3 separate regions of the Mus musculus genome follow, and regions 2 and 3 are each linked to region 1. The links are chromatin loops, found by intact Hi-C in ENCODE. Cell type or tissue: left cerebral cortex. All regions are shown on one strand. Links, peaks and the distances in the headings refer to the core of each region. The heading gives the core; the rest is flanking DNA.

Region 1 (7,518 bases), core at 1,650-4,149:
CCTGCTTTCTCTCCCTTCCCTGTTGTGATGAGTATTTTCAAGGAAGCCAGGCAGACTGCTCTATTCATTCCCAGCAAGACCTCCAGGTGGTTCTCTAGAACCTAGCAACTGGGAGTGCTTCAACCAGAGACAGAAGCACGCGTTTCAGAAAGGCAGCAGCTTTTGGTGTTCTAGAGCACCCATGTGCACGTGCTTGTGCTCAGGGTCTGAAGAACTTTCCCCTATGCCCTCAGAAAGAATGTATCATTTCAAACTAGGAACCAGCTGGGACCAGATAGATATCTGAATGGAGGGTACTGGAGGGAACGTTGAAACAAAGAATGTAGGATGTTGCTAACCAAGAGGCATCTCAGGCTGAGTTCCCTTTCGCTTTCTTTCACCTCTGGTCAACTTTATTAAAAATAAAAGGGAACTTCAGCAACTGGGATGCTGAGCTTCTCATAGGCTCAGCTTGAAACAAAGAAAAGCTACTTCCTAATACAGTTTCTCTTGCGTTGGAGGGATCACGTGTTCACTTTCACTGGTATGCACTCTGCTCGCCCACGCGATAAAACCTCTATTGTGCTTAGAAATTTTGCTCAGGTTAAAATATGCTCAAACACAAATTGCTTCTCATCCATCAGCAGAGCCCCATCTAGAGACTCGGGTGCACATGCTCTCCTGCTGACCCAATTACCACTGCAGGTAATTCCGATGTGCTTAAGTGTACAGGGAAAGTAATAGCAAAGAGCAGGTGGAGGCCCGCTGCCTCAATTCCCACCCACCCCCTCCTGCTTTCTGAGATTCCTTTTGATGGAGAACTTGGAAAGGACGTGGGAGTCACAGATGGTTCCTTCCTGAGGCCGATTCCCAGGAGTTGTGAAAGTAACCCCTTCCCTGCCTGGTGAGGTGCCACTTGCTTTGTGCCTTGGTGAGGAGGGGCAACCAGCAAGAAGGGGGTGGGGGGCGGAGGCGGATCTTTTCTCTCCCCAACCCTGATGGCCAAGTAGTGTAATGAAGCAATTTTGCAGCCATCTCGGTTATGAAGTCACTGTTTTTAACGACAATCTGTGCAGCCCCCACCCCCATCCCGCCCCCATCTTGACTCTAAATTTGATGATATAGGAGATCTCTGGTAGCCCAGCTAATTGTCTGCAAGCAGAGTGTCACAGTTACCCCAATATTGGCGGTCTTAGCTCCTTTTTCAAATACAATCCAAGGCATGTCCTGAATCCCAAAAGACCCCGGAGGATGCCAAGGGACCCAGAGCTGTACCAGGAGCAGTGAGATTCCCTAGCTTCTCTCACAGAACACAAAGGAGTTGCCTGGCTTAGAGAGTCAAGCATCTTCTCAGACTCCAAGGAAAGCACTCGCCCCATCCCTTCCCACTTCTTTCTGTCCTTTAGTCTTTCCTTCTTTCCCATCCCATTCTTCTCCCCAAACCCCACCCTTTTCTTTTCACCCTCAGTGACACCCCAATAATTCCTTTATAGACACCAAGACAGTAATACACCTTTCAAGATAAAGCACAAGTGTGTGCTGCCACAAGTGTGTGTGTGTGTGTGTGTGTGTGTATCACACTTGCTCCATCCCTCACACACCACGGGGAAAGCAGACTGGATACCCCAGGATCAAAAAAAAAAAAAAAATGCAGAAAGCCATATCTCTCAGGACTCCGTGGTCCCAGCATCAGTTCCCCGCACTCGCTCCTCACCTTTCCTTTTCGCAATATGTAACCCTTTAGAGTCCCTTGACCATCCAAAGCGCCGGGCTCCTAAGCACTTGTCCAGCTATCGCTGGATTCCACAGACCGGCAACCGCCCCAACGCTGAGGCACCCGGGCCACCTGAGCCTCCCAGATCCCCACTCCTGGACCGTGGGCAGAGGTCCCCCAATGCCCTACTCACATCGCCGGAAGCAGAAACTACCCATGAGGGTCCAAGGAGTGAAGGCCTTGCAGCTGCTGAGGGTTACTCCTTAAAGTGCTCTGGGGTCCGCAGTGAAGCCAGTAGGGGAGTCCTCCGAAGCAAAGGCAGAGGGGACTCCAGGCAGATGCGGTGTCAGACCATGGTGCCACTGCCCTTCAGGTGCAGGAGAGGAGAGGCGCCCCTGGGGAGCCGGGAGCCCGCCCGGAGCACCACTGCGGCCAGTCCCCGGCCTCCGCCCGCCCAGAGCGCCGCGCTAGCGACCGTAGCAGCAGCAGTGGCGGCGGCGGCGGCGGAGGCGCAGCTCCCTCCCCGCCCCCAGAAGGCTCCACAGACAATAAATCCTGGGTGGAGAAGAGAAAGGCAGCGCGGGCGAATCGTGTACCCAACTCGGCTGCTGCCCCGGCTGGCCGCGACGCCTCTGAAGAGGCGAGGGACCCCGTGGCCCGGGGCGCAGCAAGCACTGGCTGGGCTCTTGCGCTCCCGCAGTTGCGGGTGGCGGCGGGGGTCCTGGGTGGGCGGCTGCAGGTCGCGCTTGCCCAGAGGCTGGGTGGCCGTGGCTTGGAGCCCAGGGTTGGCCCGGAACGGGGTCCTCCGTGGTGCCGCGGCTTGGCGCACAGGTGCCAGGATTGGCAGACGAGGCGCTGCTCCTGGCTCGCGCCTGTGACTCCCCACTCTCCCCGCCCCCTCTCTTTCCTCCCACCCCCTTTTCCGACGACACCAGCTGCAGCTGCTTCAAAGTGTGAAAAATGTCAAGGAGATTTTCCAGGGCTCAGAGAGGATGACCACCACCTTGCCAGACCTCAGCCATTCTTGGACTACCTTGCTTGCCCCTTATGACCTCTACTTGGACTCCCTGCAATTTGGAGGAGCAAGATCTCAGTCCCGCGGAGAAATGAGATGTTCTAGCTTTCTCTGGTTCCGTTACCACCCGCAGCTTTTAGACAGCCAGTTGAGCTCTCTAGGTCCCTCAGTTGCCTGGAGTACACAAAGCAGGTGTCATCAGGCTCGCACGGGGCAGCGCGGGCTCCCCCGGCGTTCTCCCACCAGCCCGGGGCGCTCCTGCTGGCGGCACGGTGTTCTGCAGCGCCGGGAATCCGCCAGCACCGCGGCTCCAGGCCTGTGCGCTGGGTGCTCCCGCACCAGTTCAGTGACGCTGCGCGTGGCTCCGCAGGCTGCCGCTCCTGCTACCTCAGCAAAGAGACCGCCAGGAGTGCCTCCTCGGGGTTTCCTCCCTGCCTGCGTTGCAGGCTGCAGGTTGCAGGCTGCCCAAGGAAAAGGTCTGCTTCTGAGTCCAGTGGCTTATTCAGTACTACCATAGAGAGTCAATGGCAGCTTTCAAGACCCCTTTCCATTTTGGTCTGAGATTGCTGTTCAGGGGATGTACAAAAAATGAGAAGTGTTTCCCAACTTCCTTTCATTTATTCACAATCCTGCTCCTTCTGCCCCGAACTCAGGAACATTCGCTCCTCCACACATATTCACCGGAAAGCACACACAGAAAAATACAGACATGTACAAAAAGCTTTAAAAAGCATAGTGATGAGACTAGTGCTATATTTAGACCCCCTGCTTTCTAGACGAAACCGAATTCCTTCTATCCCGGGATTCTTCTGTGATTTAGAAGTGATAGGGCTAGGGGCCTCCCCCTTTTCTCTCCAATGCCAGTGGACTGTGACATTCAGATGCTACTTGGAGTTGGGTGAACTCCCAAAAGTGCTGGCATGTATCTTATATCTGGAATACGAAAAGTCTTCAAGGTTAAACATCGAACCCTGCCCCCACCCCAGGCTGCCAGGAATTGTCTAGGAAGAGATTGGAGACTGAGACTTCATCTATAGATAGTCATGGAAGAGGATTACTGCTTTATCTGGAAAAGGTGAAAAGGTTGGTGGCCTCTTAAGGAGACTTCCCTTAATTTACACAAAGAAGAGGAAAGGAGTGCATTTTGGAAAACCACATTTTTAAGAAAAAAAGCATTGTGAAACAGTGTAAAACTTCTTCTGAAAGTGGCAAAGAAATGACAAAATTTGTTGAAAGGACACTTTTTTAAACCTAACTTTTGTTGAACTCTTCCCCCCCCCCCCCCGCAGATTTGTTCTGTGAACATCTCACTGTAAGTTACAATATCTCAGCTGGAGGAGATGCTGTGAAAAAAATTAGATAGGAATTGAAAATCTATTAAAATAGCTCATCACGGCTTATGCCCCATTACAGAAATCCTTTGCAAGGTTCCAGTTCTTTTCAGTACTGCTTACAATGTTCTTTCTCACAGTCTTTCACTTCTTTCCTAAAGCTGTATGTTGGGCCCACCCTTATGAAAAAGACAGAAAAAGCTCCTCTGAGCTTAGAACTGTCTGCATTAGAACTCAGAACTTCTTACTCTAACTTGATGATCCACTCTCCTATCAAAACATTTCAAATTCTATCCAGCGTCACAGTTGGCTACAAGTAACTTCTGGCCTTCATAAACGAAAAGATGCCCTCCCATTAGGTAGGAGAAATTGTTTTTCTTTCCAATGGGAGAAAACTTTTGAAACCGAAAACTAAAATTCAGTGCCACCACAATATCATATTTTAAACCACATGCCTTCTTTCTCCTTTTTCTTTAGATTATAATCTCACTTTGGGCCATAAATATCCAGACAAAAGGCATTTTGTGGTGGAATGTGAATACAGCACTAGAAGTGACAGTGAAGAAGTTTTGGCTACAAGGCCCAGGACACCTCCCCCACCCCCAACTATTATTTATGAACCTTGAAGGAAACTTGGCAACCTTCAGTATTTATACAATGAAGTGTATTGATGATGTCAGTGGTTTCACAGAATTATAGAACTACTGAAATGCAAATGTTCTTTTGTCTTTAAACTCCAACTTTTCCTGTCTCCAACACTACTTCTAACTATATGTAGATGATACTCAGAAAACTTCATGCAGATGCTTGACATCTAAAAATTCACAATTTACAAAGTTAGACCAGAGAGTTTTAAGACTAGCTATTCAATATGCATCTACATATGGTTAGATATTAAGCTATAAAATTTTATGAGGTGCTAATCAAGTTCTTTGACTCATACTATTAAAATCATTGAAATGATAATCTATTCTTAGGATGAGCAGGTCTAAACCTTACTTGAAAATAAAAGGCATGATGATATTAAATTGTTAGGTGCCAAAAACTTTGTGTATAATTCTTTCTTGATGTCTGCAATATTTACCAAGATATTCTCTTTGAGGGATTCTTGATTAAGGTAAAACTACACACACACAGAGGGCAGTGTTTCATTTTTTTTAATTAGATGTTTTCATCATTTACATTTCAAATGCTATCCCCTTTCCTAGTTTCCTCTTTGAAAATCCTCTATACCCTCCCCCCTCCCCCTGCACCCCAACCCACACACTCGCACTTCCTGGCCCTTCCCTTATACTGGGGCATAGAGTCTTCAAAAGATCAAGGGCCTCTCCTCCCATTGATGGTCTACTAGGTCATCCTCTGCTACATATGCAGCTAGAGGCATGAGCTCTGGGGGTACTGGTTAGCACATATTGTTATTCCTCCTACAGGGCTGCAGACTCCTTCAGTTCCTTGGGTATTTCTCTAGCTCCTTCATTGGGGACCCTGTGTTCCATCCAATAGATGACTGTAAGCATCTACTTTTGTATTTGCCAGGCACTGGCATAGCCTCACAGGAGGCAGCTATCAAGGTCTTGTCAGCAAAATCTTGTTGGTATATGCAATAGTGTCTGGGTTTGGTGGTTGTTTATGGGATGGATCCCTGAGTGGGGCAGCAGTCCCTGGATGGTCCTTTCTTCCGTCTTAGCTCTAAACTTTGTCTCTGTAACTCCTTCCATGGGTATTTTGTTCCCCATTCTAAGAAGGAACGAAGTATCCACACTTTGGTCTTCCTTCTTCTTGAGTTTCATGTGTTTTGCAAATTGTATCTCGGGTATTTTAAGTTTCTTGACTAATATCTCCTTATCAGTGAGTGCTTATCGTGTGTTCTTTTGTGTTTGGGTTACCTCACTCAGGATGATATCCTCCAGATCCATCCATTTGCTTAAGAATTTCGTGAATTCATTGTTTTTAATTGCTGAGTAGTACTCCATTGTGTAAATGACACTCCTTCTGTATCCTAACATTTTCTGCATCCATTCCTCTGTTGAGGGACATCTGGGTTCTTTCCAGCTTCTGGCTATTATAAATAAGGCTGCTATGAACATAGTAAAGCATGTGTCCTTATTACAAGTTGGACCATCTTTTGTGTATATGCCCAGGAGTGGAATTGCTGAATCTTCTGGCAGTATGTCCAATTTTCTCAGGAAACACCAAACTGATTTCCAGAGTGGTTATACCAGCTTGCAATCCCACCAGCAATGAAGGAGTGTTCCTCTTTCTCCACATCCTTGCCAGCATCTTCTGTCAATTTTAAGAAATGTTAATATCCTGAAAAAGTTGACTTCCTTAGATATTTGGTGACTGGGGTAAGAGAAAACTTTGTTGGCTTTGGATTCATGGAGATACAGGTCTTATAATATCAGAGCTGGTAGGGTTTGTCAGGGCAGATCAACCTCAATGAGCACTATAAACAAAAATAGTTGCTTTGTCAGTGTTAACTGTTAAAATTCAGGGAGAATTTTCGAGTAAGAAATGATGCTGGGTCTGTAAGATTATTCAAGTATATTTGTTAGATGGATTTTATAGTGAGACTGCTCTCTTAAACTCAACATTCTCTGTCCATTAAAGGAATGATATCTTACATTTTTTAATTAAATTGTTTATTTTTTAATTTAGTTATCAACTTGAAAGCTAACAGTAATAAAAAATATGTAATGGGACAAAGACTACTGGAACTTAGAAGAAAATAAAATATAACCTGCTAATAGAACAGATGGTCACAAGTGGAGGTTGCAAACCCAAGAGAAGACTAGCCATTAAGAAGACCCCTCTAAAAAGCCCAAAAAGCAAGCAAACAAACAAAAATCCAAGAAAAAAATTCATAGTGGAAGAAGCAAAGAACTGAAAGACAGATATGTAAATCACAAGACAAAACAAGAAAGCTATGAAAAAATAAATGTAACCCCCTTATAGCTTATGCCTTAATAACTGCAACAAACGATCATAAAATAACTGAAATGCTGGACAATGAATTAAAAATTCCCCCTTAAAAATGTTTAGTGACTTCAAAGAGGATTCAAATAAGTAGACAAATGAAGAGAAGTCAATTCAGGATCTAAATTAGTGAATCAAAAAGCAACATGAAAGAAATATCCAGTATTACCACCAAACTTCATATAATGAAAACTGAGCAAGGAGGTTGGTATCTTGAAAAATGAATAATAACTGTTGAACAGAAATGAATCAGATAAGGACACAATAGAAAGCATTATAGATAGACCAGGCAGAAGGAGGAGTATCAGGGACAGAAGAGAAGGGTGATTACAGATTGCATTCAGACAGCAATAAAGAAAACTATACATGAACATAAGACTTAAGAACACAGAAGCATTATCAAGAGATTAAATCCAAGAATCTATGTAACAAAAGAAGGTGCAGAGACAAAAAATTACTGGGTTAAAAATTATTTTGTGAAATTATAGCAGAAAAATTTCCAA
Region 2 (7,518 bases), core at 2,042-4,541, 580 kb after region 1:
TTAATAGCCAAGTAGTACTCCATTGTGTAAATGTACCACATTATCTGTATCCATTGTTCTGTTGAGGAACATCTGGGTTCTTTCCAGCTTCTGCTTATTATAAATAAGGCTGCTATGAACATAGTGGAGCATGTATTCTTATTACCAGTTGAAACTTCTGGGTAAATGCCCAGGAGAGGTATTGCTGGATCTTCCGGTAGTGTTATGTCCAATTTTCTGAGGAACCTCCAGGCTGACTTCCAGAGTGGTTGTACAAGCTTGCAATCTCACCAGCAGTGGAGGAGTGTTCCTCTTTCTCCACATCTTCACCAACATATACTGTCACCTTATGCTGTCATCTTAGCCATTCTGACTGGTGTGAGGTAGAATCTCAAGGTTGTTTTGATTTGCATTTCCCTGATGATTACAGATGTTGAACATTTTTCCAGGTGCTTCTCAGCCATTCGGTATTCCTCAGGTGAGAATTCTTTGTTCACCTCTGAAACCCATTTTCAATGGGGTTATTTGAATTTCTGGAGACCAGCTTCTTGAGCTCTTTGTAATATATTGGATATTAATCCCCTATCTGATTTAGGATAGGTAAAGATCCTTTCCCAATCTGTTGGTGGCCTTTTTGTCTTATTGACTGTGTCTTTTGCCTTACAGAAGCTTTGCAATTTTATGAAGTCCCATTTGTCAATTCTCGATTTTACAGCACAAGCCATTGCTGTTCTGTTCAGGAATTTTTCCCCTGTGCCCATATCTTCGAGGCTTTTCCCCACTTTCTTCTCTATAAGTTTTACTGTCTCTGGTTTTATGTGGTGTTCCTTGATCCACTTAGATTTGACCTTAGTACAAGGAGATAGGAATGAATCAATTTGCATTCTTCTACATGATAACCTCCAGTTGTGCCAGCATCATTTGTTGAAAATGCTTTCTTTTTTCAACTGGATGGTTTTAGCTCCCTTGTCAGAGATCAAGTAACCATAGGTGTGTGGATTCATTTCTGGGTCTTCAATTCTATTTCATTGATCTACCTGTCTGTCACTGTGCCAGTACCATGCAGTTTTTATCACAATTGCTCTGTAGTACAGCTTTAGGTCAGGCATAGACATTCCACCAGAGGTTCTTTTATCCTTGAGAAGAGTTTTTGCTATCCTAGGTTTTTAATTTTTCCAGATGCATTTGCAAATTGCTCTTTCTATCACAGTGAAGAATTGAGTTGGAATTTTGATGGGGGTTGCATTGATTCTGTAGATTGCTTTTGGCAAGCTAGCCATTTTTACAATGTTGATCCTGCCAATTCATGAGCATGGGAGATCTTTCCATCTTCTGAGATGTTCTTCAATTTCTTTCTTCAGAGACTTGAAGTTCTTAACATACAGATCTTTTACTTCCTTTAGAGTCACACCAAGGTATTTTATTTGTGACTATTGTGAAGGGTGTTGTTTCCTTAATTTCTTTCTCAGTCTATCCTTTGTGTAGAGAAAGGCCATTGATTTATTTGAGTTAATTTTATATCCAGCTACTGCACTGAAGGTGTTTATCAGGTTTAGGAGTTCTCTGATCTCATTTTTGGGGTCACTTATCTATACTATCATATCATCTGCAAAAAGTGATATTTTGACTTCTTCCTTTCCAATTTGTATCCCCTTGATGTCCTTTTGTTGTCGAATTGCTCTGGCTAGAACTTCAAGTACTATATTGAACAGGTAGGGAGAAAGTGGACAGCTTTGTCTGCATTTCTCTATATTTATGCATTTCCTCTTTATGGTCTCTACCTGTTTGATTGTATTTTCCTGTTTTTCTTTAAGGGATTTATTCATTTTCTACATAAAGGCCATTATGATCTTCATAAGAATAGATTGAAGGGCAGCTTATTGTGCTTGAAGTGTTTTAGGGCATGCAGGTCTTGCTGTAGTAGAATGGCTGGGTTTCAGTTATATCATATTGTCCTGACTTTTGTTGATTTTGTTCTTACATTGGCCTTTTGTCATCTGGTTATCCCTAGGGTTGTCAGGCCTTGTAGTCCCTGATAGCAGCAGTCCTCTGGGATTGAAGGTAGACCTTGTCCTGTGTGGCAGTAGACCTCCAGGAATGCAGGCAGAGCTGATGTTCCCTGTTCTCACATTGGCCTTTTGCCATCTGGTTGTCCCTAGAGATAGTAGTCCCTTATGGCTGCAGGTCTCTGGGATTGCAGGTAGAGGTTTGCACCAGAAGATGAAACCTAGAGAAGACAGGGCAGACCTCAAGGATGCTGGGCTTGCTGGGAAACACACCTGGCAGGGGCTTTGGTGGTGTGGGATCCCATCTGGTTCCTCTTGGTGACAGTGGGTCTCCAAAGATGCAAGTAAAGCTTGGCCCAGGAAATGGAGAGGGAACAGGTGTCCCTCAATCTGATGCTGTTGAGCTTGCCTGAAAGGTCTAGAGAGTTGTCTTTATTCTTTCTGACCATTTTCTGGAGAAAAATAACTTACTATTTTTTTAATTGAAAATGTGACTGGATAAGTTCAATGTTATGTTAATCTATTTTTTTTGCCTATTTTTTCTCTTGATATTCTATGTTCATTATCTCTCACCTGACAATAGGAGAAACTGTGCAAACTTAATATACATTTTTCATAACAGCTCTGTGGATTTGCAACTTAAAAACCACAATGTTTCAGTTATCTCTGTGTAATCATAAAGTGTTAATATTGTATCTTCAAAGTAAAATACATAAATGTTTGATGTAATTGAGTAGCAAACTATGCCTCCTCTGAAAATCTGAGAACAAATAGCATAAAACTCTAAGACACAAATGGAGGCTGGGGGTAAAGAAGGGAAATGATCTTGAGTAGGAAGAAAAGCTCTTGAATTTTCTACTGGATTTTGCAGAGGAAGAGAACTTCACACTATGCCCTTTTGTTGCCTGTGGTGACCATCAAAGTATCAGCAACACAGTTTCCACAAAGCATGCCTCTAAATAGTTCTGCAGTTGTTGCCACCTCTGGTGAGAGGAAAGGATTGCTGTATTCTCTGTTCTAATTCAATTCTGTAAGTATTGATTGAGCTCCTGACATGTGTTCAGCCACGGTTGACCTGACTTGAAGCTGTAGCGTCTGGCTGCCTATATTTACTGCTATAGATAGAGCAGGCAAGCTTTAATCCTGCATAGCTGCCTCCCTGATCCTCCTCTTTTCTGCAGCACATGAAACTCTGTTCTGTTTCCCAAAGCTGTATAATGCATTCTCCTAGAAGATATATTTAATGAGTGAATTTCTCAAAGGTGCTTCCATGTTGGGAAATACTGCCATCTGTATGTCTATTAGAGATTTTTTTTTCACTTTGCTTAGTGCAAAGACTAAGACCACTTTCAACAATGGGATCTTCTTAGTTTTATGATGTTTTCCATGATTATTTGGCCACAAATTTTTTCTGCTTCTTCTTAGTTTCCTTTTATTCTTATATTTTATTTTGTTTTCTTTTAGTATTTTATTTTTGAGGTAGGATCTTATTCTGTAGTCCTTCCTGGTCTCAATTACTGGGAATAAAGGCATATGCTATCACATCTGGCTTCCTTTAGATTTAAATGGTGATCCAGACTTTGAGCTACAGTTGGGTAGACAAAAATTCAATTATACAGGAGGTAGAACTGGCACTTCTCCTTATCCCTGTTATCTATCACAATGTAACAATGGACAAACTATTTTACTATCAATGTGGAAAATAAAATACATTCTATAAAGTTTCGACCTTCAGTAGAAGTGAAATTGGTGAGGTCATTATTACCAAACAGGAAGTCTAAAGTTGACCATTCTTGCCCAATCATTTACATCAACATTGCTCAGAGAACCATTTTATTTAAAGACAGTCCTAGATATTCATATAATCCTGAGATGGTAAAGATCCCTTTTATTGGAATGACCACACTGACCTCATCCTATGGAAATCTGATTTTCTTATCTGTCTGAAGACTTCAAGAAGCTTCTGAAAAGATAATCTCTTGAAGCCTAGCATTTCAAGTTCCAGGGTACTTTCTCTTTACTGAGTTCTCCTGTCATATCACATATTGAATGCCTAGCAAGTTATGCAAATTTTTATAGATCTCACTAAAGATGATGCATCTTCTAGATTTGATTATGATCTTATTAGTTAAAAAATTCATACGCGCTATTTAGCATACTGTTTGGAAGAACTACAAAGATGACTGTTGAATGATTGCAGGCTTCCCTTTACTTGATTATTTTTATCCATTGGGGCAATATGGGGTAGTAGAACCTGCTTATTTTGGGAAGGAACCTTGAGGACATGAGACAAGCAGAATCTGGCAAGGTTCAAAACTGTCAGAAAGAAGTCATTTGGAGAAGTGCAAGGTAGCTCTTTTAGAGAAATGAATCAGTGTACCTGGGAATGAAGGGTGAATAACAAATTCTATACACTGGTGCAGCAGAATACATATTGCCTCAAGAGGTATCCTATGTGGCTGCAGATCCATGGAATTGTGGGAGATGGAGCACAGAGCAAGAGCTGGGTTGAGACATGTCTAAACTTTGGGGTCAGGAGGAGTAGGACTGGTATACCTCCTACCCCAGGCCTGCATATCCCAGCACTGTGCTCCCACATTTAGGAGGTCACATAGCCCAGTAGCCGGGTCAAGCTTCCTTTCACCTTATAAGATCATGCCCAGCAGCACCTGAAATTCCTCCTTATGTGAATGAGGCATCACTAGTGCCCTGGCTCTGGCCTATGATGCATGCTCAACTTGAAATCCCCTGAAGGTTACAGAGCCTTTGTTCTCCCCCATTAATGAGCTGTCTCACTGAAACTGTCTCTGAGAGTTTATTCTCATTGTGCTAACAGACACCTGAGATCTCTTCTGCTCCAGCAGGCTGATCACACCCTGTTGGACGGGGAAGCAGAATCTGAACGGTAGAATCCCATATCAGGGCTTTGATGAATCATTGGACAAGAATGTCTCAACTCTGAGTGGACTATGTCTAGTTTGGAGACATGGATTTACAGAACTGGTAATCTGAGTAGTTTGGTGTTATAGACACAGCATATCCTCTGTTTTCATTCTCATGGGTTCTAACATACATTTATATCACAGTAACTATGATATTCCAGATAGGAACTTTAAGCTTATTAGGTCTTGATTTCCTTATATAATTTTCTGGATGTTAATTATACTGTTTATTCTAATTCTGCTTCTATTACAGAATAGTTAAGTGACAAAATACTTATATTAGATAATATATACATGGATGAAAATCATATCTCCAATTACTGAAGGCAGAAAGCCTAAAATTAGATGATTGTCTATTAAGGCTTACTTTCTGATTCAAAGATTGTGGCATCTCTCTGTCTCATCACATAGTAGAAAGGCAACACAGGGATAAAGACTATAGCACTTTACAATAGTTGTCCCATTAATAAATGCAGAATGCTCACAACCTAATCACCTTTAAAAATCCCCAGCACTTAATATTATCATTTTGAGGTTCAAATTCCAGCATGTATTCCCAAAGGTCACATACGTTAGGGCCACAGCCTATATCTGTTTCATATCCTACTTGTGAATATTAAATGATCTGGTATTCCACAAGCTTAGACAAATGTTTTTTGTAAAATGGCCATTCCTTAGCCACTATGTGTTATTGTATTGCCATTTTTTATGGTGTGTTTCCATGACAGTTCTTCATTACTAGCCTCACCTGTCAGGAGAATAAATGTAAGAAAATTAAAGAAATACTCCAAATCCCAATTGCCTGAGATTTTAGTCCCTTTACTACTTAGAAGAATTACTTTCCCTATGATCTCTCATCAACAACCCTTAGGCTTAGTAAGTACTAGTGCTTTTATCTCTTCTGTTTTGATAGTTGGCTACCTGTGTGGTTCTTCTGCTTGATGGCAACAAGTGGCTTTAATGCTTCTTTTATAGACCTTGTATGGACAGTTGGTCCCTAGTGTTCTCTACTAGATAAGCAAGAAATCTCTTATTTCTAGAGAAGAGTTGCTACTCTTGGTAAGGCCTCAATAACAAGAACTTTGGTTCACCCAGCAATGATATTTATCTCATAAAACCAATATCTCTTCACTGAATATTTGGGAATGAACCATCAGCATCAGATTCACAGCTTTCTCTAGGTCTGAATGTTAATGAGCTGTAGTGAAATATCACAAGGGCCCAAGAACAGCTTCCTTTTCCCACACCCTTCCCCATTGTCTTTCCCTCTATAAGCCTGAGTTCTACAGAGTATGAAATGAGCCAACCTCTGTTCCATGTGTAGAAAGTGTACCTTTACAGATACATATTCTTTCTCTCAAATATTTGAGTCCTATATGAACCAAAAGATGGTAGTTTTCCTCTGTCTTTGTGAATATTATCTTACTTTGGGGAGTTTGTTGAATCAGAATACTGCTTACTGGAGAGAGAATCTAGTCTACTTACATTTATGGCCAAAATTCAGTCTTCTCATATGTAGACATTTGGGTGGGCCCTTCAGCAATCAGAGGTTTTACATATTGTTTTTAGATTTAACATCTAGCACCTTTATAATGTCTGACAAGCTCTAGGTGAATGCACAATATATGTAAGATAATAGATAATAGATGAAAAGAAAGGATAAACAGAATGGAAGGAGTAAAGGAAACATTTGAATTAATTTTTCCAGGGACATTTTTTTGGGAATTTGTGGGCTATGGTCTGAAAGAATGATTTTTCTTTAATATGGAGAATTATTTGATGTTTCATCTATATTTTGTCTACCTAAACAATGAAAAGAAATTATGTTCTTGAGTTAAACAAATTTTTCATTGATACTTGTGCTTGTAGGCAATTCTGCTCTAGAGTCATCTCCCCTGTGGCTTATAGCATATTTGGTTGCTAAAATCTATTTATATTAACAATGTCTCCACAGCCTAGGATACACATGTGAATATAGGGATGAATCAAAAACTGACTAGAAGAAAATCATAGAACACAAATGCAAATTTTGTGTTAGGACTCATTTGTTCACTCATAAGCTGTTTACCGACCATAAATTTATTATCGACAATGTACAGGGCCTTGATCACTGAAATAATGAATGAAACCGTATAAGTTCTTTGCTAAAGGAGCTTTGTGTGTAAAGTTAAATACAAGACAGTTATTTCATGGATTCCTGAGTTATAAGGAAGCACAGGGAAATACAATTGAAATCTGGAAAGGAGGGCTTTGCAGAAATACTTTCCTCACTCATGATGAAGAAAAGGCTACACTAACCTCACCACCTTCTGTACTTACCTTCATGCATTATTCATCTGTACTATGTCAAGAATTTGGCATCAGTTAAATGGTTTCTCTTCAATAATAAGCATCTAAGATAGTACTATACACATTATAGTTGGAGAAGTACAGTATTAGCAGAGTTAAAGAAATTTTACAAGATATAACTGTTAAGAGGTATCAAAATTAGGTTGCATTGCTCCAGACTTTATGCTCATAACTAATAGGGACTTTGTCTCCAGTAGTCTGGAGGAAGGATTTTTATGACTAAATGGAGCTACTGATGGGAA
Region 3 (7,518 bases), core at 2,042-4,541, 720 kb after region 1:
TGAAGAAACCACCATCTGTAGCCACATAGAACCCCAAGTAGAGGGATAAGAACAACAGCCCACCCACAAAAGTCCCTACCCAAAGCTGGTCCTATCTAAAAGAAATACAGGGACAAAGATGAAGCAGAGAGTGAAGGAATGGCCAACCAATAACCAGCCCAATTGAGACCTATTCCCTGTGCAAACACCAATCCAGGAAACTTTTAAAGATACTCTGTTATGCTTGCAGACAGGACCTAGCATATCTATCTCCTGAGAGATTCAACCCAGTAGCTAACTAAAACAGATGCAGAGACCCACAGCCAAACTTTCGATAGAGCTAGTGGAATTTCATGGAAGAGTTGGAGGAAGAATTGTGGGACTCAAAGAGGACAGGGACTCCACAGGAAGAACAATAGAGTCAACTAACCTAAACCTTTGGCAGCTTTCAGAGAGTGAACCACAATCTGAAGAGCATACAGAAACTGGATATAGGTCCTCTACACATATGTAACAACTGTGTAGCTTGGTCTTCATGTGGGCCCCTCAAAAACTGTAACAGGGGATGTCCTTGAGTCTGTTGACTGCCTCTGGATCCTGTAGCTTCCTTGTCTGGCCTTAGTGGGAGAGAATGCTCCTAGATCTGCACTGACTTGATGTGCCAGAGGTGGGCTGGGGTTATTTGTGCTACCCATGTGGAGCTCTCACTTCTTAGAGGAGAAGGGGTGGGGAGAATGGAAGCTAGATCTGTTTGAAGGTAAAGGGAGAGGGGAACTGTTTTGGGAATGTAAAGTGAATGGATACATTAATAAAAAATAGACAAACAAACAGAATATTGAGATTCCAAATCTTTCAAGTTCAGACTCCATTTTAGAAAACCTGACCTAAGTTTGAACTCAGGTAAACTAACAGGCTGATATCTAGCATTAGTTTCCAAGTTTCTCCACAACAAAACCTGAGCCTAGCTTCAGTCTCTATGCTAATCAACAAGACCAGAGATTCCATGTTACACCCTCAACAAGACCAGTGTCTCCAGGTAATTCCCCCAACAAGCCCGAACCTCAGTTCACATGCCCACCCTTTGCCTAATGACCACCAATGCAGAGGGGAACAGAAGTTAAGTTTATGATATGACTCCCAATATCATCCTATTGTGTTAAAGGCCACAGTAGCTTTCCAGTTAGATGCTTGCACATGTACTCCCTGTTTGCTGCTTAGTACTCCCTGATAGACTTTTGGGCCCCCTCCCCACCAAAACCATCCTGTGTGGCAGTGGTGCATGGGGGTTGGGGAGTAAGTTAGCTCATATAGAAAAAGATCATGCTGTGGGTTGCATCATATTGGCTTCTGTCTGTGTTTGGGGGATCACTAACATTTCCCTGGCACAACATCAACCTTTGAGGCAAGGTGTGCCCAAATAGCACTATGAATGTTATGGAGTAATCAATTGTATCTGTTTAGATTTGGGTCATGCTTCATAAGAATGAACTCATGCTTGGTACTGGAAACCCAGTCAGGAGTCTGTGGCCAGGGAGGTCAAAGGTCCTAGAGAGAATCTACTACTGTTATTTTGCTACAATAACATGTTTTGTAACTAACTTAATTTTTGATGTGAAAATACTTACATTTTTATCCATATATTAGTGGTGATCTCAACCTGAATCAAAAAAGCTTCCTATTATAGTGGCCTGTGGTTAATATAGACTCATAGCTGGTCAATGTACTAAAAACAAATAATATTGCATACTCACTACCAAATAGGGTGTCTGTATCATTCTCAACATGGCTCAGGGAACATTTCAGAAGATGGATTAAAAAAGAATGTAATAGCCAGATGAGAGGGAAATACAATTCAAAAATGTCTTCTAGAAATTACATGTCTATTGTGAGATATACTCACTGAAGCTGTGGTTACCGCATAAGATTTACAGAAGACTGGGCACTGTCAACAACTTATCATGGATGAAGGTTGTATTTATGAAGCCTTACCCATCTCTGAAAGACTATTGTCGGTTGATTATTGCTAAGAGAAGGACACCTTACTTTCTAGTCACTGATAAGTTTCTCATGTTACCTTAAATAACCCTATCAACACAAATGTTCATGCCAGCTTAATGAATCTCAATAGATCACACAAAACAGATTAAAAAATGAAAGCAGGAGACTGTGATGATTTGCAGCCTTGCATATGCTCATTTAATTGGATGCTTGGTTCCCAGTTGGTAGAACTTTTTAGGAAGGATTAGGAGGTGTGGCCTTATGGAAAGAAGTGGGTCACTCTGAGATTTCAAAGGCCCATACAAGGCTCACTCTTTCTCTGTTTGTCTCTCTATTTCTGTCTCTCTGTTTCTGCCTCCATATTTCTGTGTCTCTATCCTCTCTGTCTCTGTCTGTTTCTCCCTCTGTATCTATCTCTATCTCTTTCTGTCTCTCTCTGTCTCTCTCTCTCTGTCTCTCTCCATTTCTCTCTCATTGTGTGTGTGTGTGTGTGTGTGTGTGTGTGTGTGTGTGTGTACATGCAAACACATGTGTGCTTGCTGTCTGTGAATCAGGGAGTAACCTCTCAGCTATTGCTCTAGCTACCTGGCTGCCCTCATGCTCTCTCCTATGATCATCATGGATTAGCCTTGTAAAATTTGAGACAAGTCTCCAATTAAATGTTTTTTCTATAAAACAAACAAAAAATGAAAAGTAAAAAAGAAAATGATGTGTGTGTGTGTGTGTGTGTGTGTGTGTGTGTGTGTGTGTGTGTGGTGGAAAAGTTGAGGAGGCTTTTAAATTTAGACAAGTATAGTTGGTGCTGGAAATTCTGGCACATTTTATCATAAATTATATTTCACCTCCATCTTTTAATTGAAGGAAAGGGTTATTAAATAGCAGAAATATAATTAGTATTTGCTCTAAAACTCTAATTGAAAAAAAAAACCAGAGCATTCTTTCTGAGGTGAATATAGAAAAGGTGATAGTTTAAAAGCCAAAATTGTTCCCTAAAATAAATCCATTTTAGTGTAATTTCTAATGCTTCCATTATTCTTAAATAGAATGCAAATGGAAGCTTCAATTTTCCTAATTCATTAATGAATTAAAAATACTGTTCCTTCTGTTGAAAGGTACCATATAAGCTAGTGCTGGTTCATGCTTAATTAGAAAAATGATAAAAGATAGAAACTTTTTTCTTTTCCAAACAGTACAGAACTCAAAAAAGATTGTTACATTTTAAGGTTTTCATCACAATAGATTGTTTTCTTTTATTGTTGTTCTTTCTTTCTTTATTAATTAATTTTTTTACATTCCATATTTTATTCCCCACCACCACCCTCCTACTCTTCCACATCCCATAACTCATTCCCACCCCCTGTCTCCATGTGAATGTCCCCCACCCCAGCTGACTTCTAAACTCTCTGGAGACTCTAGTCTTTTGAAGGTTAGGTGGATCATCTCTGAATGAACAGAAACCGGGAAGTCCTCTACTGTATGTATGTTGGGGCCTCCTATTAGCTGGTGGATGCTGCCTGTTTGGTGGCCCAATGTTTGAGAGATCTCTGGGGTCCAGATTAATTGAGACTGCCACTCCTCCTACAGGATTTCCCTTCTCCTAAGCTTCTTTCAGCCTTTCCTAATTCAACAGCAGGGGTCAGCTGCTTCTGTCCCTTGGTTGGGTGCAAATATCTGCATCTGACTCTCTCAGCTGCTTGTTGGGTCTTTTGGAGGGCAGTCATGATAGGTCCCTTTTTGTGAGTGCTCTATAGTCTCAGTAATAGTGTCAGGCCTTGGGACCTCCCCTTGAGCTGGATCCCACTTTAGGCCTGTCTCTGGACCTTCTTTTTCATGGCTCCTCTCCTTTTCCATCCCTGTAATTATTTCAGAGAGGAACAATTATGGGTCAGAGTTGTGAATATAGGATGACAACTCCATTCCTCACTTGATGTCCTGTCTTCCTGCTGGAGGTGGGCTCTATAAGTTCCCTATCCCTACTGTCGGGTATTTCATCTAAGGTGCCTCGCTTTGAGTCGGGAGTGTCTTCTCTCACCTCTCAGGTCTCTACTACATTCCGGAGGGCCCCCACTAACCTCCTATCTGCCAAGGTTACCTGTTTCCATTCTTTCTGTTGGCCCTTGGGGCTTCAGTCCTTTTCCACTCACCAAATACCAGATCAGGTTCCCTTCTTCCCCCAACTCTCCCACTCCCCTACCCACTCTCCCACCCAGGTCTCCTAACCCAGGTCTCTCCCTCCCTCCCTACTTGTGATAGCTTTCTTCTCTCTCCCAAGCAGGACTGAAGTGTCCTCATTTGGATACTTCAGCTTGTTGACCTTTTTGAGTTTTGTGGACTGTATCTTGGGTATTCTGTACTTATTGTCCCTTAGCTAATATCCACTTATTAGTGAGCACACACACTGCATGTTCTTTTGTGTCTGAGTAATCTCACTTGGGATGATATTTTCTATTTGCCTGTAAAACTCAGAATGTCCTCATTCTTAATAGTTGAGTAGTATTCCATTGTGTACATAAACCACATTTTCTGTATCCATTATTCTGTCATGGGACATCTAGGTTGTTTCCAGCTTCTGGCTATCACAAATAAGGCTCCTATGAACATAGTGGAATATGTGACCCTGTGGCATGGGGAGGCATCTTTTGGGTATATTCCCAAAAGTGGTATAGCTGGGTCTATCAATTTCTAATTTTCTGAGGTACCTCCAGATTGATTTCCAGAGTGACTGTACCAGTTTTCAATCCCACCAGCAATGGAGGAGTATTCTACTTTCTCTAACTCCTCTTGAACACGTGTTGTCACCTGAGGTTTTGATCTTAGCCTTTCTGATTGCTGTAAGGTATAATCTCAGGGTTGTTTTGATTTACATTTCTCTGATCAATAAGGACTTTGAACTCAATGCCCATACCTAAACATAATAGAAGCAATTTATTGCAAACCAACAGCCAATATCAAATTAAGTGGAGACATACTTAAAGCTATCCAACTGAAATAGGGGATAAGACGAAGATGCCCACTCTCCCCATATCTACTCAATGTAGCACTGGAAGTGTTAGATAGAACAATAAGACAACAAAAAGATCAAGGGGATACAAGTTGATAACAAAGAAATAAAGGTATCACTCTTTGAATATGATATGATAGTATACATGAAACCCAAAAAAATTCTACCAGACAATTTCTCCAGCTGACAAACAACTTCAGCAAAGTGGCTGGATATAAAATTAACCCAAATAAATCAGTAGCCTTCCTTTATACAAATGATAAACAGGCCGAGGAAGAAATTATGGAAACAACTCCCTTCATAATCGCCACAAATAATATAAAATATCTTAGGGTAACTAACCAAACAAGTGAAAGACCCGTAGGACAATAACTTCAAGTCTCTCAGGAAAGAAATTGAAGACAATCTCAGAAAATTGAGAGATATCCTATGCTCATTGATTGACAGAATTAACATAGTAAAAGTGGCCAAAGGCAATGTATAGATTCAATGCAATCCCCATCAAAATTCCAACACAATTCTTCAAAGACATGGAAAGAGCAACTCACAATAGATTCTTGATAAAATGATGGTGTGCTTATGTCTATGGAGACATGCCAGCCTATTTTTCTTTCTCTACAAAAATCTAATCTGGTATATATAACATCTGAGTATTTTTCATGCTTTCCAACTTCCACAGCATATATACAGCAACATTTAAAAACTTAACTAGTACAGGGTGGCTTGTAGGTATAATTAGGCACTCAAACAAATGCCTGCCAGTTGAATATGGCTCCATCTTCAGCTAGCTATAGTCGTCTCCTTATAGAATAGTCCTTTAGCTTCATTAACTCCTTGAAATATCTCACTTTATTATTACAGGTTGTGTTCTTCACTTGGTTGTAGATATGTAGAAAGACTCATTTTCCATACACAATTCTGGGATTGACTTTTTGTTTTTTAATGTATTATAGGTTCTCTCTGTGTGTGTTTTGTACGTGCACATATGTACATTTGTATGAGCTTGAACATATATGTGGCTCTGTGTATGTACATTTGAGGTTATGTACAGAGTCTTCCTTGATTGTCACACTCCAAATTAGTCATTGAAACTGATCCTCTCAACTGATCTCAGAGATGGTTAATATGGCTGGTCTAGATAGCCATCTTTCTCTTAAGACCACCTGTCAAAGTCTTCTGAGTACCAGAATTACAGAGTGGTTGCCATATCCACCTGACATTTACATGGGTGCTGCAGATCTGAATTCTGGTATTCATGCTCACTTGTCAAATGTTTTACCCCCTAAGCCATTGCCCCTGAGTTTGCTTTCCATCATCTGCAAGACTTGCTAAAGTTTATTTCTATGATAATTAATTCACAATCTATGTATATTCTGCATGCTGCTGTTCATCAGATCTCCCTGACCATTTAAATCAGTGCCACTTTTCTTTTCCTCAAATATGATTTTTTTTAATTCCATGTGATTCTTTCTCCTTCTGCTTTTCATTCCATTTTACAGCTCATCATTCCTTTTGGAATACATTCTTCTTAAAGGCATGATTCATCTGTGGTTATTTTTGCCTCACAAGTATGCTGTGCTTTTTACTATTAAATATATATTTTATATTGTAGTTTCCATCAATTAGATAGTCTTTGTCCTTTAAGTCTTTTATCTGTAATCTATAATTTTTAACACGTTTGATATGAAAAATATGTTAGAAATATGTAAAGCAATCACTAGTCTCCCTTGACCCCAGCTCACTATATTCATTTGTGGGAATAAGCCACCATTGTTTACATTAAATGCCTTTTCATTACTTTGACAAAGTAATTGACAAATGAAACTTAAGGGAAGATGGATTTATTTTGGCTCACAGTTTTCAGGGATGTAGTAACCATGATGAAAAAAGAAAGGTAGGACATTGGTTTTGTTTTATGGTTTTTTTGTCTGTTTGTCTTATTTTGTTTTTATTTTGCTTTTTTTTTAAGAAGCTGAAGAAGACAAATGTTGCTCTACAGTTTACTTCCATCTTTGTATAATATGGGACCTTCATAGGGTGATGCTACCCACATTCAGGATTATTTCTCACTTTGCATAAATATCTCTGGGAATACTTGAATGAATAAATCCAGAAGTTTGTCTCTTAAGTGATTCTGAATCCACTCAAGTTACAATGAAAACAAACCATTACAGAATCTGAAGGTGCAAATCAAAGAACTAATGGATGTGAATTAAATATTCTGAATCTTAAATATATTTATCAAGTGACATTTACTAATTCATGAATTATTTATTATATAATTAAAATAAGGCATTATCACCTATCATTACATTTATTACAATAGTCTTTATACTATAGTTTAAAGACAAATAATATGCCAACTCAATCAGATTTTATAAGAGAAAAGAATAAATTCAGTATGTTGACATCAGGGATCTTCCTCTACCACGCTTTACCTTATTTTCTGAGATTGGGTCTCTCATTGAAATTGAGTCTCACTGATTAACTATCCTGGCTAGCCAATCAACTCCAAGACTCTTTCTTGTCCCTTCTTTCCC

What was found. Peaks named below come from ENCODE experiments on the same cell type or tissue, not always from the same donor. Only the 100,000 strongest peaks of a DNase experiment are listed, where the experiment ranks them.
Region 2: it touches region 1 in a loop (4-fold over the local background); 4 of 42 quality-filtered maps call a loop at or near these places.
Region 3: a loop joins it to region 1, with 4 times the contacts of the local background. A loop is called at or near these places in 5 of 42 quality-filtered maps.

Annotation. Positions count from the first base shown.
Region 1 is chr3:158,559,220-158,566,737 of GRCm38, forward strand. It overlaps Lrrc7 (leucine rich repeat containing 7), which reads right to left and starts at 2,542. Exons shown (of 28, transcript NM_001081358.3): 1 at 1,887-2,542. In left cerebral cortex, for the core only: a CTCF peak has its summit at 2,980; DNase peaks (open chromatin) are centred at 1,847, 2,267, 2,597, 2,999 and 1 more place; H3K4me3 peaks cover 2,006 bases; H3K27ac peaks cover 2,094 bases.
Region 2 is chr3:159,140,900-159,148,417 of GRCm38, forward strand. All of the region lies in intron 2 of Gm20752 (predicted gene, 20752), which reads left to right. Among named protein-coding and RNA genes, the nearest start is that of Gm20752, 68 kb to the left of the region's middle. In left cerebral cortex, for the core only: a CTCF peak has its summit at 3,260; a DNase peak (open chromatin) is centred at 3,113.
Region 3 is chr3:159,274,382-159,281,899 of GRCm38, forward strand. The region is part of intron 4 of Gm20752 (predicted gene, 20752); the gene reads left to right. Among named protein-coding and RNA genes, the nearest start is that of Gm20752, 200 kb to the left of the region's middle. In left cerebral cortex, for the core only: no CTCF peak of the experiment used is centred there; no DNase peak of the experiment used is centred there.